Regions from separate parts of the Homo sapiens genome. Here region 2 is linked to region 1. Evidence: read pairs that join two places in POLR2A ChIA-PET (ENCODE). Cell type or tissue: CD4-positive, alpha-beta T cell. All regions are shown on one strand. Each heading gives the region's core, and the rest is flanking DNA. Links, peaks and the distances in the headings are about the cores only. Region 1 overlaps TATDN2 (TatD DNase domain containing 2). Region 2 holds the start of EMC3 (ER membrane protein complex subunit 3).

Region 1 (8,333 bases), core at 63-8,062:
CAGCAATCAGCCCCTCTTACAGTGCCACTTCACCACCCGGAGAGAACCTTTGCCTTAGCCACAGTCACTTTCCCTTTGACTGGTAGAACCACCACTGATTTATAATTTGCCAAATGCTTCATGTACGAAAGTGCCCTTGGAACAGCCCTTTCAATTCTGTTTTTTTTTTCCCAGGTTGATTCCAAAGATAGTTCTCATAACTCCACAAACTCTGAATTTGCAGCTGAAGCTGAGGGTCAGAATGATACAATTGAGGAACCCAACAAGGTCCAGAAAAGGAAGAGGGATAGACTTCGAGACCAGGGCTCCACAATGATCTACCTGAAGGCTATCCAGGGCATCCTGGGGAAATCGATGCCAAAAAGGAAGGGAGAGGCTGCCACTCGGGCAAAACCAAGCGCAGCAGAGCATCCCAGCCATGGAGAAGGACCAGCCAGGAGTGAAGGACCAGCCAAGACTGCAGAAGGAGCAGCCAGGAGTGTCACAGTCACTGCTGCTCAGAAGGAGAAAGACGCAACCCCAGAGGTCAGCATGGAGGAGGATAAGACAGTGCCAGAGAGGAGCAGCTTCTATGACAGGAGAGTAGTTATAGACCCTCAAGAGAAACCCAGTGAGGAGCCCCTTGGGGACCGAAGGACTGTCATTGACAAATGCTCTCCACCCCTAGAGTTCTTGGATGACTCTGACTCTCATTTAGAAATCCAAAAGGTGAGTAAAGCTTGTACCAGGCATCTGACTTTTTAGTTCTGTTGATGAAATGTGTTCCATCTTTCTAGTTTGATCCTAAGTGTTACTAATTAAAAATAGTACTTTACTTAACCAGGCCTCCAGGGAACAAACTGATGGTTTTCTTCTAACATACTTTTCAGATTTTCAGAGTTATTAATAAACCTAAACTAAGTGCTTTTTTTTTTTTTTGAAGGATTTATATGTTAGGATATGGGTTTAGCTGCTGTGTAAAAGGCCAAAATCACAGTGGCTTAAACAGAATATAAGTTTGGCTTAAGAAGGATGGCTCCATCATGTCAGAGATACTGGTACCTTTTGTCTTGATTCTCTATCACCCCTCAACACAGTGTCCATCTCTTGGTGTGAAATGGATACTCTGATAGGACTCAGGGTTTGTTATCTGGGCATTCTGGCCAGTGGGAAGGGGAGAAGAGGAGAGTGCATTCCTTCCCTGTTAAGAGCTTGGCTCAAGAGTTGCACATGTTGTATCTGCTGTTGACAAGAGCGGGGAAACCCGGCTGACACCTGGCTGCAAGGGAGTCTGGAAAATCAGCCTTTATCTAGGCAGACTTGTACCTGGATAACCAGAGAAGAAGGGAAGGATGTCATTGGACGGAAACTAGTGATTTTTAACATAGCTTATAATTGAGGGGAAGCATTCCTCCATCTTTTTCTTTTTTTTTTTTTTTTTGTTGTTGGGACAGAGTCTTGCTCTGTTGCCCAGGCTGGAGTGCGATGGTGCAATCTTGGCTCACTGCAACCTCCACCTCCTGGGTTCAAGCAATTCTCCTGCCTCAGCCTCCTGAGTAGCTGGGATTACAGGTGTGCGCCACCAAACCGGCTAATTTTTGTATTTTTAGTAGATATGGGATTTCTCCATGTTGGCCAGGCTGGTCTCGAACTCCTGACCTCGTGATCCACCTGCCTTGGCCTCCCAAAGTGCCGGGATTACAGGCATGAGCCACTGTGCCAGGCCACATTCCTCCATCTTACTCGTCTCCACCCATCCTTTACTACTGCTCTGCAGGCAGCTTCTCTCATCTTTAGCTCTTTCTTCTAGTACTTACCCCATGTTTCTAAATAATCTTTACTGTTGATCAGTTTTTCAGTTTTAGATGTCTGAGGACTTCTTGCTTGGGCGATGAGAATTTAGTTCTCTATACCTCCTTCAGAAGCACCCACACCCAGGGACACATTAGCTTCCCCTTTCTGCAGCCTCCCTGTGTGGCTTGAATACCTTTTGGGTTAAGTCTGTGTAAGATTTGTTACTGCCATGTTCACAGCTGAGTCGCCTTGTATACTCTGATCACATTTTCTTTCTTGTAAAACTTCATTTTCCTTAAAGTTCATCATTACTTTGTTTTTCCTTTGGTTTTCCTGGTACCTTTCACTAATTAATCCCCAAACTGCGAGAGCTGTAAAATCCTTCTCAATACTGTCAAAATAAGGAATCTGTTTCTTTTTTTTCTCTCTTGGAGGTATACGTCCTCAGCCCTCTGTTGTCCTGCTCTGGTCTGGACTGCCTGCCGTCAGGCCAGCTGGCAGCTGTCTCTCTGGAGCCTCCTTCACATTTCTCCCGGATTGAGTCTTCTGCTACCTATACTCTGTGTCTTCTCATGTTCTTCTTCCTTGGTTTACTCTCACATTTTGGTGGAATACTTTTTCTAGTAGCTTCTTGAGAAAGGGTACATGGAGAAACTTTTTTTGGTAAACATGTGTCTGAGATTGCCTTTATTTTACCTTTAACCTTGATTACAAGCTTGGTTGGTTTTGGAATTCCAGGTTGGAAATTGTTTTGTTTGGGATTTTGAAGGCATTGCTCCTTTTCTTCTGGGCTTTTTTTTTTTTTTTTTTTTTTTTGAGGTGGAGTCTCGTTCTGTCTTGCCCAGGCTGGAGTGCACTGGTGTGATCTTGGCTCACTGCAGCCTCCACTTCCTGGGTTCAAGTGATTCTCCTGTCTCAGCCTCCCGAGTAGCTGGGATTACAGGCACACGCCACCACACCTGGCTAATTTTGTATTTTTGGTAGAGACAGAGTTTCATCATGTTGGCCAGGCTGGTCTCAAACTTCTGACCTGAGGTGATCCACCTGCCTAGGCTTCCCAAAGTACTGAGATTACAGGTGTAAGCCACTTCGCCTGGCCTCTTCTGGTTTTCTTGATGTCTGAAGCTATGCTGGTTCCTGAACCTTGGTATATGATTTTTTATTTTTTATTTTCTTTTGCTTTGAGACAGAGTTTTGCTCTGTCACCCAGGTTGGAGTCCAGTGGCGTGATCTCAGCTCACTGCAATCTTCACCTCCCAGGTTCAAGCGATTCTCCTGCCTCAGCCTTGTGAGTAGCTGGGATTACAGGCATGTGCCACCACACCCGGCTAATTTTTGTATTTTTAGTAGAGATGGGGTTTCACCATTTTGGTGAGGCTGGTGTCGAACTCCTGACCTCATGATCCGCCCGGCTCAGCCTCCCAAAGTGCTGGGATTACAGGTGTGAGCCACCGTGCCCAACCTGTATTTTTTTTTTTTTTCCCTCTGTGGAATCTTGTAGAATATATTTTGATCTCAGGGCTCTGAAATTTCATGGTGGTGGTGTCTACTTTGCTTAGCATGGGACATTCCCTTTCAATCTAGAAACCCTTGTACTTTAGCTGTGGGAAAAGTTCGTGAATTACTGTACTTCGCTGATGTTTTCTTTCCGTATTTTTCTTCTCTCTTTCTCTCTCTAGCTTCTCTACCTTCTTTCTCTTATTTGGATGTTGGATTTTTCAGGACTGGTCCTGTAATTTTATTGCCTTTCTCCCTTGTTTCTAGCCAATTTCTTGCTTTACTTTGTAGGATATTTCCTTTTCTTTATCTTCCAACCCAGCTGTTTATTTAGTTTTACTTTTCTACTGTCATGCTTTTTATTATCCAAGAGCTCTTTTGTTTTTTAATAACATCTCTGTTCTTGTTTCATCTTCTGTTATCTCTTTTAGGGAGTTCATGGTAGTTTTTTGGCTTGGTTTTAGTTTTCTTTAAGTTGCTTCTTTCCGTTTCTTTTGATCTCTTCTGTGTTAGAGGCTGCCTTCACATGTCTGGTAATCTTTGGTTGTCTGTTTATGATCAAGAATGGGAGGATTAAAAAGCTGTTTGGAAGCTCTGAGCGTAAAGACTTTGAGCTTTGCTTTGGGATGATCGGGAGAATATAACCCTCTTCCCCTTGCCATGTCACTGCTTTTAGGAAAGCCTCGAGACTGGTCACCTTGCCCAGAGGAGTGTTTTTCAGCCTGCTTAGGAGGAAAGGTGGCTGGGAGCTGGGTAGCGAAAGGGGCGGCTGCGGGGGCGGCGTCAGCATTCACTTAATCTTTGTCTTTTTGGTGCAGTACCAGTGCCCTCCACTGAGCTGACCAGGCCTTATTCTAGAGATCCTCTTGTTTTACTGTCTTCAAACAACTCACCTTCTCTGAGTATGAGGAGGGAATCTGGGATCTAACTCATTGGAAACCAGATTTCACCCTGTCCTCCTCCTTTTAATGTTCTTCTGTAACTCCAGTTCCTCCAGTTCCCAAGGTGCCCAGTACCGCGAGTGCCTGCTCTGTTCTAAGCTTTCCTGGTGCCTAGCTTAGGTCTCAGCCTTCTCTTGGTCTGCCAGTGAGGTGTTATTTGGCCATCTGCTTTCTAGCCTCCAGTGCGTGATCACTGTAGTCTCTTGTTCTTCCTGTTCTGGTGTTTTTGTTATTGTAGAGGGGTTTTATTTGTTTTTTGTTTGGTTTTTAGATTCTTTAGTTTTAGTGAGGTTTCAGGAAAGAGTAAAATAAGTCGAATTTGTTCAGTACATCCTTAGCCTAGAAAAGTTCTGGGAAAATTTCTTGATTATTTGATTTCTTGTCTGTTTCTTCTTTTTCTGGACCATCTATTTTATGCTTGGTCTTTCGGATGGAAATTCCAATTTTCTTTTCTTCCCAGTGAATCCTTTTTAAAAAATTTTTCTGGATGGTTTCTTCAACTTTATCTTCTTTTTTTTTTTTTGAGATAGAGTCTCACTCTGCCACCCAGGCTGGAGTGCAATGGCTTGGTCTTGGTTCACTGCAACCCCTGCCTCCCAGGTTCAAGCGATTCTCCCGCCTCAGACCCCTGAATTGCTGGGACTATAGGCGCATGCCACCATGCCTGTCTAATTTTTGTATTTTTAGAAGGGACGGGGTTTCATTTTGGCCAGGCTGGTCTCGAACTCCTGACCTCAGGTGATCTATCCGCCTCGGCCTCCCAAAGTGCTGGGATTACAGGCGTGAGCCACCGCGCCTGGCTCAAGTTTATCTTCTAACGTTTATGTTGATTTTTTTTTTTTGGTCTTTTTTTTTTTTTTCCTGTGCGTGGTTTTTTTTTTTTTTTATTGCTGCCAATTTTTTTTTCTTTTTTGTCTTTTTGAGACAGAGTCTCACTCTGTGGCCCAGGCTGAAATACAGTGGTGTGATCTCAGCTCACTGCCACCTCTGCCTCCTGGGTTCAAGCAATTCTCCTGTTTCAGCCTCCTGAGCAGCTGGGATTACAGGCATGGACCACCATGCCTGGCTAATTTTTGTATGTTTAGCAGAGACAGGATTTCACCATGCTGGTCAGGCTGGTCTTGAACTCCTGACCTCAGGTGATCCACCTGCCTCGGCCTCCCAAAGTGCTAGGATTACAGGCATGAGCTACCACGCCCGGCCAGAACTTTAAAAATTAAAAATTTTAGCTGGGCGTGGGGCTCATGCCTGTAATCCCAGCACTTTGGGAGGCTGAGGCAGGTGGATCATGAAGTCAGGAGATCGAGACCATCCTGGCTAACACGGTGAAACCCCGTCTCTACTAAAAATCCAAAAAAATTAGCCAGGTATGGTGGCGTGCACCTGTAGTCCCAGGTGCTGGGGAGGCTGAGGCAGGATAATGGCGTGAACCTGAGAGGTGGAGCTTGCAGTGAGCTGAGATTGCACCACTGCACTCCAGCCTGGGCAACAGAGCAAGACTCCGTCTCAAAAAAAAAAAAAAAAAAAAAAAAGTTTTTGTCATCCAGGTTGGAGTGCAGTGGCATGGTCATAGCTCATTGCACCTTTATTTTTCTGTGGTCCCCTTGGTTTAACTTTTCCAAGCATCAACTTTTGTCCTTTGCTGGGTGGGGAAAGGGCAGGCCATCTGCACAGGGTGGGAGCAGGGGTCTGGAGATCTTGACAGACTTCAGCTAATTCCTATTTTCATCTGCGGCTTCACCCTCACTTTGGAAGTCTGGCACCTCCAATTCCTGAGTCTTTCTGGGGTCCTGTAGTCTGGTTCTGGGTTTTTCCTCACTGAAGGCTTAGGTTTTGGCCATCTGATCTTCTTGGCTGATAATCATTAACCCATCTGTTTTCTATGCTCTGTTATCTGTGAATAGCATCCAATGCTTATTTAATTTGCTTTGCTGTTCATTTTGTGTGCTTTCCCCTTGTAGGTTTATACCTTTTCGGATATATTTCCTGTAACTTTAGAAGGGTTTTTGGGTGGGAAGGACAAAAACTATATGCTATATATATAATTGGAAATTCCCACATAAAGTAGGTTTGTAAGATATTTTCCTCCCAAATATGTAATGGGTGTGTTTTCTGTCTAATGTAGATCATCTTACTTGGTTGCCTCTAATTCCATTGTGTGGATGAATTTTCTAAAGTTATACCCAAACTTCTATTTATGAGACTGGACGACAATTAGGTTTTCTCTTACGTATCTATTTGGAGACAGCACAGTATGGTAGGTGAGCATGTGAGTGTTGGGATCAGACCATTTGGGTTTAAATCCTGGCCCTGCCACTCGAATTAGGATCTTGAGAAAGTCAGCCTCTTTGAACCCCAGTTTCTTCCTGTGTGTAAAATGGGCTAGCTCTTCAAATGTTACCACTTGTAAAAAGCTAATACAGGGTCAGATGCATTTTTGGGTTTACAGCCTCTGTTGCAGCTTTTCAACTCTGCATGAAAATGGCCATAGACAACGTACAAGTGAATGGGCCTGACTGTATTCCAATGAAACCTTATTTACACCATCAGGCATGGTGTTGTTCAGTGAGGTTTCAGGAAAGAGTAAAATAAGATGAATTTGTTCAATCCATCTTTAGCCTAGAAATGTTCTTGTGGGCTGCAGCATGTGGAACTCTGAATTCATACGTGATTACTCTTTGCTCAGTGCCCAGTAGTAGGTGCTCAATAAATGTAACTTTAAATTTTACCATACAGGCTTAAACTAACTAAGGCAGTCTTTTTTTTTTTTTTTTTGAGACAGAGTCTTGCTCTATCACCCAGGTTGGAGTACAGTGGCTCACTGCAACTTCTGCCTCCCAGGTTCAAGTGATTCTCATGTCTCAGCCTCCCGAGCAGCTGGGGTTACAGGCGTGCACAACCGCATTTGGCTAGTTTTTTGTATCTTTAGTAGAGATGGGGTTTTGCCATGTTGCCCAGGCTGGTCTGGAATTCCTCAGCTCAAGTGGTCTGCCTGCTTTGGCCTCCCAAAGTGCTGGGATTACAGGCGTGAGCCCCCTTGCCCGGCTGAGACAGTCTTGAATATCGGCAGTCTCCTCCTATTTCCCCCACACCCCCCGACAAAAAAAAAAAATCTGAAAACATTTTCTTGGCCAACTTGACTCTAGAAACCTTTCAAGGATTTAGATGACATAATTATTATGTCTGTTTATGGTGTATGTTTCTAGTTACATGTGCATTTTTGAAACTGCTTTTTTCCTTACTTTGACATTTTCCTATCCAGTCTGATTAAATTTCCCTGTTTGTTTGATGATTGTTTTGGTTCATTTGAAAGAGGATCCAAATGAGAACTGTATGTGGCAATTTTTAAATGTGTCAAGTCTCTTCGTCTCTATAGATTCATCCTTTTCTCCCTCCAAAATGTTGTAATTTATTTGTTGTAAAAAATGGGGTCATATGTCTCGTTTTTGCTGATGAGAATATAGTACTTTTTGAATCTGTGTATTGTTCTTGGAAATTTTATTCCAAGTTGCAAATAGTCATCATATCACATTGAGGCAGTCTGTTTCCGTTTTTCCTCGAGGTGTGTTTTTGGGATTGCCATAATGTGACCACCTCCAATTATTTTGCAGACATGTTAATGATGTGTTACTGTATATGATAAACATTTTAACTTTCAGGTGCACCTATACAAAAGTAGACTTGTAGTTCCAATATGTTTCACTAGAAAATTCAGCAGGGAAAAAAAACAAAACAGAACACAAAAGCCTTGTCAAACTTAGGCAAGACTGTAATTTTTTATTGTCTGGGTTGATGGAAATTTTCTGTTATAACCGAGATAGTTTTTGAAGGATTGTTCTCCCTTATAGATAAGTTTTTAAAGGTTTTAGGGGAAATTGCAAACATTCAAAGTAAACAGAATAGTGTATTGAATCACCAGATGCCCATCACCCAGCTTCAAGAGTTCAGATTAAATTAAAAATGTGCTACATTTAAGTTAGCTTGCATTTTAGAAAAGATTCTTGTTTGGATATTTCTGCCATTCAAGCAGTAGCTGTGAGAAGTCTAAGGCAGGAAAGTATAAAATGGGAAATGGGTAATTCATTTAAGTGTTGGTTACTAATACTTGTTTCCTGTTAGAGT
Region 2 (8,331 bases), core at 1-8,000, 280 kb before region 1:
TTCAGAACCATTGCTCTAATAGTGAACCATGGGCAGAAAATCATGGCAGAGAATCTACGACAGCAGGAATCATGGTTGAAGAGGGTTTAACCTGGGAGTGAGACTGATCTGAGTTCAAGTACAGGCACAATATTTCCCTACTTTGGGAAGACTACTTAACTTTTCCAGGCTCCCTGGAATTGTAAAAATGGGTTAAGGAGTATCTGCTTCAGTGCTAATGTAAGGCTAAAATAAGAAATTTTACAGGTGCCAGAAAATGCTAAATGTCTGAGCTTTCCCCACTTCGCACTTTTCTACAGCCCTTCTTTCTGTGGTAAATACACTTTTTTTTTTTTTTTTAAATGAGATGGAGTCTCGCTCTGTCGCCAGGCTGGAGTGCAGTGGCATGATCTCGGCTCACCGCAACCTCTGCCTCCCGGATTCAAGCGATTCTCCTGCCTCAGCCTCCCGAGTAGCTGGGACTACAGGCACGTGCCATCACGCCCAGCTAATTTTTGTATTTTTAGTAGAGATGGGGTTTCACCATGTTGGCCAGGATGGTCTCAATCTCTTGACCTCATGATCTGCCTGCCTCGGCCTCTCAAAGTGTTGGGATTACAGGCGTAAGCCACCACACCCGGCCAGTAAGTTGACTTCTTTTCTGTTTTTTTGAGACAGAGTCTTGCTCTGTCACCCAGGTTGAAGTGCAGTGGCGCGATCTTGGCTCACTGCAAGCTCCGCCTCCTGGGTTCAAGCAATTCCACTGCCTCAGCCTCCCGAGTAGCTGGGACTACAGGCGCCCAGCATACCACGCTCAGCTAATTTTTTGTATTTTTAGTAGAGACGGGGTTTCACCATGTTAGCCAGGATGGTCTCGATCTCCTGACCTCGTGATCCGTCCGCCTCGGCCTCCCAAAGTGCTGGGAGTACAGGCATGAGCCACCATGCCCGGCCAGTAAGCTGACTTCTTAAGGTTCGCTCCAGGGTGGGGTGCTGGCTCTGGTCAGTTCTGAAACTAATGCTACAGAAAGATAAAGTGATCGCTGTAGTATAGTGGAAAAAGCCCAATACCCAGAAGGCTTGGTGTGAAGTCCTAAATGTCACCCTGTGTGACGCTGTAACGCACCTGGCACTCTTCTCAACGAACGGGTGGGATGGAACTTGTTAAAGCCTCTGTTTCTATAAAATGAGACAATATGTACCTCATAGAGTTGCTTTGAAGTTTTAAATAAGTTAATGAATGTAAGTACTTCACATAGTACCTGATATAGAGTAAATGGTTATTATTCTTCTTGGCATAATTGGGAAGAACTAACTGAAAATGTTACAGTAGTGCTTCCTAAACTTCAGTCACTCTCATGCCATGTTAGAATTTTTGTCCAACGCTTGTATCATTACATATTTAATACTTTTTATATATCAACTTTTTTCCCATCTATATGATTTTAAAGGAATCTTTAAATTACCAGCAAATGGAAATCCAGTATTGTCACAAAAAAGAAAGTAACTTAAGTACAGTAGAAACAAAACAACATTATTAAATTTTAACTAGACACTGTTACCTGTGAAAAGTTCTTAGCCTGAGGCTTACTCTCTTTATTAAAACGAGAAATTAATGTGAGAGAGAGGTGCTAAAGATATAGTAGCACTTACCTGAGATGATTTCTGAAAGTAATCAGAACTGACTGAAAATTGCTTGTTTTTCTAAGAGACAAGGTCTCGTTATGTTGCCCAGGCTGGTCTCCCACAATCCTCCTGCCTCAGCATCCCAAGTTGCTGGGAGAAAACTATTACTTTAATATGAGGGGCTACATGTCTAGATAACCACCTATAATCATCTCAAATTCCTTTATCTGTATATAAATATTGCAACGAGGGGCTGGTTGCCATGGCTCACACCTGTAATCCCAGCACTTTGGGAGGCCAAGGCAGGTGGATCACCTGAGGTCGAGTTCGAGAACAGCCTGGCCAAGATGGTGAAACCCTGTCTCTACTAAAAATACAAAAATTAGTCAGGTGTGGTGGTGCGGGCCTGTAATCCCAGCTACTCGGGGGGCTGAGGCAAGAGAATCGCTTGAACCCGGGAGGCGTAGACTGCAGTGAGCTGAGATGACGCCACCGCACTCCAGCCTGGGCAACGAGAGCGAAACTCCGTCTCAAAAATAAGCAAATAAATAGATAAATAAATAAATACTGCAATGAAATATGTGAGGAAGTTGCCTCCACTCTAGTGGGGGGAAATAATTACAATTCCTTACATCTCTAATGGCAGTTTTACAGACTGCAAAGCGCTTTGGTACTTGGCATCTCAGCTGACAGTCCCACCAGGCCCGACGCCTGGAACAGTAATTTGGTAGAATGCAGATTATCACACTCACTTGACTGGATGTTACAAAGACTAAACGCTGTAACGCACCTGGCACTCTTCTCAACGGAAGGGTGGGATGGAATAGTTCATAGGTAAACCCACCGAGGGTCGGCGACTAACCTAAAGGATTAACAGTACTGTTTTTTTCAACACTCAATACGTCCTAGATCCTGTGCTAAGGGACTTACAGACATCACCTAATTTGATTCCTACCTGTCTATGAAGCAGGTACTGTTATCATCCCCATTTCACAGAGGACAAAAGTGAAACACAGAGGTAACGGGTAAGGTCACCCTGTCAGAGGGGGCGCGACGTGAACCTAGGCAAATTGACACAACTCCTGCACTTTTTTGCCCAAGGTCACGGCGGTGTGAGGTAGGCTGGAGAAGGGAGGGCGCTGACCTGTCAGATACTTGTTCCTGGGTGAGCTTCTTGTCGCTCTGCAGCAGGATGGACACGTAGTGGCGGATCATGCCTACGAAGAAAGTGATGATAACGATGGGTAGGACCACCCAGAGGCGGATGTTGGAGTCGAGCAACAGTTCTGGCCCTGCCATCTTCACTGAAAGCTGGTTCCCAGTCTGGAATGGGCGAGCTTCTCTTCTCCGGGGCACAGTTGCTTCTCTTCGGCTTCGCCTCCGGGCCTTCTCAAGCCCCTTTGCCCGTGTACCCCAGAACTCTCCTGCGACTGTGAGCCGAGCTTACTGCCTTCAGCTGGGCTGCCTGGTCTTCCACTTCCGGCGCGAACGTTGACGTCACGTCGTGGCGCACCTCAGTGGCGTCAGAGCGGCGTCGGGCCTGGCGGGAAAGTGGAAAACTATCGGCGGTGGCCCAGGCTCGGTGGCTCACTCCTGGAATCCCAGCACTTTGGGAGGCCAAGGTGGGGGGATCACGAGGTCAGGGGATCGAGACCATCCTGGCTAACAGGTGAAACCCTGTCTCTACTAAAAATACAAAAAAATTAGCCAGGCGTGGTGGAGGCGCCTGTAGTCGCAGCTACTCGGGAGGCTGAGGCAGGAGAATGGCGTGAACCCAGGAGGCGGAGCCTGCAGTGAGCCGAGATTGCTGCACTGCACTCCAGCCTGGGCGACAGAGGAAGACTCCGTCTCAAAAAAAAAAAAAAAAAAAGAAAGAAAACTACAGGCGGGGACGGCTTCTCGGTGAGTAAATGGAGCAGTGGTCGTAGTCTCTCGAGGCCCCGCTCCCCTGCGACCTAATCTCTTAAGTCCGGGCCGCGGTCGGCGTTCTTCTCTGGGGCTCCGCGCCCCAAGCCTCGGCTTCCTCATCTGCCCTGAGATGGGATAGTCCCCACAGGTACCTTTCTGCGTCGTTAAAATGAGGAAATGAGAAAGGCTTTTACCCTCACCCCCTTCCCGATGAACTAGTCCAGGCAGTCGGCCTCATCTCACGTCTGTTGGGCTTCTCGGGAAGCCAAATGGTATCGCACGTGTTAAAGGCGGGTGTCTGGAAGCCGAAAGTCCTGACTAACTGAGAATGTTGACTAATCCGGATAGCATTGAGAAGAGGAAATGGAGCTATTCAACAGATTCATTGATCTATATAAGCTGCTATAAGTTACATTTACTCTTTCTGTGTAGTACCTCACAGAATTCTGAAATTTTGGATATGACATTCTACGACATTGCATTTAGCTATTCTCACAACTCTATTTTTCAAAATGTCCAACGTTTAAAATTTTTTCTTCCTCAGTCTTTCAGGAGATTGTCATGGTTGAGAGACTGGACTGTACCTACCCACTATGAATGAGCAGAACACCATAGCTAATATTAACTTTCTGCAGGTAATCTCTGAGCTTCGGGAGAAGTTGGATCCTGCAGCATTGTGTTTTGCCATCACTGTTGCAGGCTTTCCAAGTAAAGTTAAAAAGTAAAGGACAAGCAAGGTAAAGAGCTCATGGATAATTGCCACCCTTTTCCTCACATAGGATGTCACAGTTCTCTGACATCCCACAGTCAGAGTTGGAGCTTAATACTTACAACTACAAATAATGGTACTATTATGATATTTACATCTAGTATTATATCGTTTTTCAAATTACGTATATGTATGTGGCTATGTATGTGTTCATATGTTTTCTTAGCCATTCAGATCAATCCCAGGCAGACTACAGTGCAAGTTTATTAGCCATCTTATACATGAGGTTGTCATTTACTCCAGGGTACATGGCTACTAAGCAGGAATTCACATCTTGTAAGTTCTTTTCTGGTAGGTAGAAGAGTAATTTTTTTCCTCTCTGCTACTTGTAATTCCTCAGGAAATCAAGAAAGCAGCGGTCAGAACCGTATTATTCTCTTTGATGTAATAAAGTCAGCTATTAGATATGAGAAAACCATTTCAGAAGCCTGGATTAAGGTGGGATCTTTGGAACTTTGATTATCAAGGAGGAAATGAGTGGCAATTAGTGACAGATGTATAACTGAGGTAGATTGAAATAAAAATCTCAAAACTCATTCAAGTGGAAATGATAGCTGATGGTTGCCATATGGACACATTGGCTCTTAGATGAGATAACAGGGCATGCTGAATAAGGTGTAACGTGTTTCGCTGATGTGTCATAATATTTTTGTGACTCTCCTGTTTTTTCAGGCAATTGAAAACACTGCCTCAGTATCTGAACACAAGGTAATGTTCATGTACTATGCATTTTCAGTATTGCAGACTTAAAAGTAATGACATTGGCTAGCTTGCCTTCCCACTGTCTTTCTTTCTCCTCCCTCCAGTCACTCTTCTCTCTCTTCCCTAGTTGCTCTAATAAACATTAGCTGTCTGGGGAAGATAATCTGAGGTGGCGACTGGCCAGATAGCCTGCCCCTACTCACTCTGGCTATAAAATAAGCCTACAGTATCCACAAGGGGAAATACTAACAGTGTAAACAAGCACATCAAGGTGCAGTCAAAGAAGCCAGGTCCCCACTGATGAGATGAAGAAAATAACCACCTAAGTCTCAGGTCCCTATATCTGCCTAATTGCCCTTCCTTCCACCCAGCACCACTGTCAAGATAATGGCATTCCATGTTTTACTTTACTTTGCTCATGTAGACCTGACTAGAGTAAATCAGTCTGTCCACTGTCAAAGCAGTGGTACTGGATCTTATGTCTCTATTAATTCTAGAAATACCTTCCATCAAAAAGCCAGATGATTGGCCGGGCACGGTGGCTCACGCCTATAATCCCAGCACTTTGGGAGGCTGAGGCAGGCGGATCATCTGAGGTCAGGAGTTTGAGACCAGCCTGGCCAATGTAGCGAAACCCCGTCTCTACTAAAAATACAAAAAAAAAATTAGCCTGGCCTGGTGGCACACGCCACTGCACTCCAGCCTGGGCGACAGTGCAAGACTCCATCTCAAAAGATAAAAAGCCAGATGATTGAGTTCCTTAGGTGCTGATTGGTTGCCTTTAAAGATTTTTCTTTGGTTGGAATCTGTTTTGTGGGATTTTTGTTAGTTTTGTTATCCAATTTTGGGATGACTATCTTAAAAGCTTTCATGATGATGAATAAAGCAATGAAAAAAATGAATAACTTTTTGTGGTGAGAAATATCAAAGTACTCCAAACACACTGTTTTTGGTTTTAGATAAACACAAATTTAACACCTTGACTGCCTGCATACCTATTTTTACGTATTTGTAATCATTTTATAAATATAAATATAATTTGTATTCTTTTTTCTCAACATTTTCTTCTCCATGTGCTTCTGCTTTGTCTTCATTGTTATCTTTAATGACTGTATTCTGGTCTAATGACTCTAAATTTTGGTGTCCTAAGAAGTGGAGCATTCAGTTAAGAGAAGTAGTAAAATTTGTTTTTTCTTTTTTGTCCTGCTTGCCTTTTTAACTTTTTTTTTTTTTTTTTCCTGGAAGCATAGACTCAGATTGCCCTGAATACACTCCCAGTGTTTTCTCTTTTTTTTTTGAGACAGAGTCTTGCTCTGTCACCCAGGCTGGAGTGCAGGCAGTGGCGCAATCTCAGCTCACTGCAAGCTCCACCTCCTGGGTTCATGCCATTCTTCTACCTCAGCCTCCCGAGTAGCTGGGACTACAGGCGCCTGCCACCACGCCCGGCTAATTTTTTGTATTTTTAGTAGAGATGGGGTTTCACGTTGTTAGCCAGGATGGTCTGGATCTCCTGACCTTATGATCCACCTCAGCCTCCCAAAGTCCTGGGATTACAGGTGTGAGCCACCGTGCCGGGCCTTTCTCTTTTTTTTTTTTTTTTTTTTTTTTTAAGAGACTAAGTCTTGCTCTGTCACCGAAGGTGGAGTGCGGTGACAGCATCATAGTTCATTGCAGTCTCAAACACCCGGGTTCAAGCGATCCCCCCACCTCAGTCTTTGGAGTAGCTGGGACTACAGGCAAGCACCACCAGGCCTGGCTAATTCTGTTAGTTAGTTAGTTAGTTATTTTGAGAGAGTTTCGCTCTTTTGCCTAGGCTATAGTGAAGTGCCACAATCTCGGTTCACTGCAACCTCTGGCCCCTGGGTTGAAGCAAATCTCCTGCCTCAGCCTCCCTAGTAGCTGGGATTATAGGTGCCTGCCACCATGCCTGGCTAATTTTTGTATTTTTAGCAGAGATGGGATTTCACCATATTGGCCAGGCTAGTCTCAAACTCCTGACTCAGGTGATCCACCCACCTGCCTCAGCCTCCCAAAGTGCTAGGATTACAGGTGTGAGCCACCACGCCTGGCCAATTCTTTTATTTATTTATTTATTTATTTATTTTTTGAGACGGAGTCTCGCTGTCGCCCAGGCTGTAGTGCAGTGGCACGATCTCGGCTCACTGCAAGCTCCGCCTCCCGGGTTCACGCCATTCTCCTGCCTCGGCCTCCTGAGTAGTTGGGACTATAGGCGCCCACCACCTCGCCTGGCTAATTTTTTGTATTTTTAGTAGAGACGGGGTTTCACCATGTTAGCCAGGATGGTCTCGATCTCCTGACCTCGTGATCTGCCCGCCTTGGCCTCCCAAAGTGCTGGGATTACAGGTGTGAGCCACCGCGCCCGGCCATTCTTTTATTTTTTATAGAGATGAGGTCTTGCTGTGTTTCCCAGGCTGGTCTCAAATTTTTAGCTTCAAGTGATCCTCCTGCTTGGGCCTCCCAAAGTGCTGGGATTATAGGCATGAGCCACTGCACCCAGCCCTCATATTTTTCTTTTTTAAACTTAGGTAAACAAGCTAATTGTGGAGAAAAATCCACAAGGAATCTACAGATGTAAAAAATACAGTTTTTCTCTGCTCTCTTTCCCATTCCTCAGGGGTAATCATCCTTCCAAATTTTTTCTCTTCATATACAAGCTGTAATTGTGTGCAAGTACAGGTATACTCTTATGCCTACACATATATATGTTTATATATTGTTTTTACAAAAGCAGAATCTTAACTATGATTATGGGTGGTGGTGGTGGTGTTTAAAGAGACAGGGTCTCACTCTGTCGCCAGGCTGGAGTGCAGTGGCACAATCGTAGCTCACTGTTGCCTCCACCTCCTGGGCTCAATGATCCTCCCTCCTCAGCCTCCCAAAGCAGTGGGATTATAGGCATGAGCCTTCATGCCCAGCCTGATTATCCTTTTGCAGGCTGCTGTTTTTTCCACTTCATATCAGGAATGTCTTTCCTCTGTCAAAAAATAGAGTATGGCTCAGCAGTCCCTAACCTTTTTGGCACCAGGGACTGGTTTCATGGAAGACAGTTTTTCCACAGACCGTTTCGGGGCATGATTTCAGGATGAAACTGTTCAACTTTAGATCATCAGGCACTACTTAGATTCTCATAAGGAATGTGCAGCCTAGATCCTGCGCATGTGCAGTTCACAATGGGGTTTGCGCTCCCGTGAGAATCTAATGCAGCCGCTAATCTGACAGGAGGCGGATCTCAGTGGTAATGACCACTTGACCACCCCTCACCTCCTGCTGTGCAGCTTGGTTCCTAGCAGACCACAGACTCCGTGATCCAGGAGTTGGGGACCCCT

Evidence for each region. ChIA-PET counts read pairs that join two places held together with the same protein. Peaks named below come from ENCODE experiments on the same cell type or tissue, not always from the same donor. Only the 100,000 strongest peaks of a DNase experiment are listed, where the experiment ranks them.
Region 2: POLR2A ChIA-PET joins it to region 1 with 7 read pairs; 3 of 35 experiments call an interaction of 5 or more read pairs at or near these places.

Annotation. Positions count from the first base shown.
Region 1 is chr3:10,259,963-10,268,295 of GRCh38, forward strand. TATDN2 (TatD DNase domain containing 2) reads left to right here. Exons shown (of 8, transcript NM_014760.4): 3 at 175-708. Among named protein-coding and RNA genes, the nearest start is that of TATDN2, 16 kb to the left of the region's middle. RefSeq lists a silencer at 3,973-4,162. In CD4-positive, alpha-beta T cell, for the core only: CTCF peaks have their summits at 4,269 and 4,470; a DNase peak (open chromatin) is centred at 4,079; H3K4me3 peaks cover 1,086 bases; H3K27ac peaks cover 2,573 bases.
Region 2 is chr3:9,983,758-9,992,088 of GRCh38, forward strand. EMC3 (ER membrane protein complex subunit 3) reads right to left here and starts at 3,084. Exons shown (of 8, transcript NM_001394674.1): 1 at 2,750-3,084. The coding sequence starts at 2,904. EMC3-AS1 (EMC3 antisense RNA 1) reads left to right here and starts at 3,136. Exons shown (of 3, transcript NR_103821.1): 1 at 3,136-3,507; 2 at 4,955-4,990. RefSeq lists enhancers at 2,902-3,549, 3,014-3,173, 3,434-3,653. In CD4-positive, alpha-beta T cell, for the core only: no CTCF peak of the experiment used is centred there; DNase peaks (open chromatin) are centred at 3,094, 3,404 and 3,744; H3K4me3 peaks cover 2,331 bases; H3K27ac peaks cover 1,902 bases.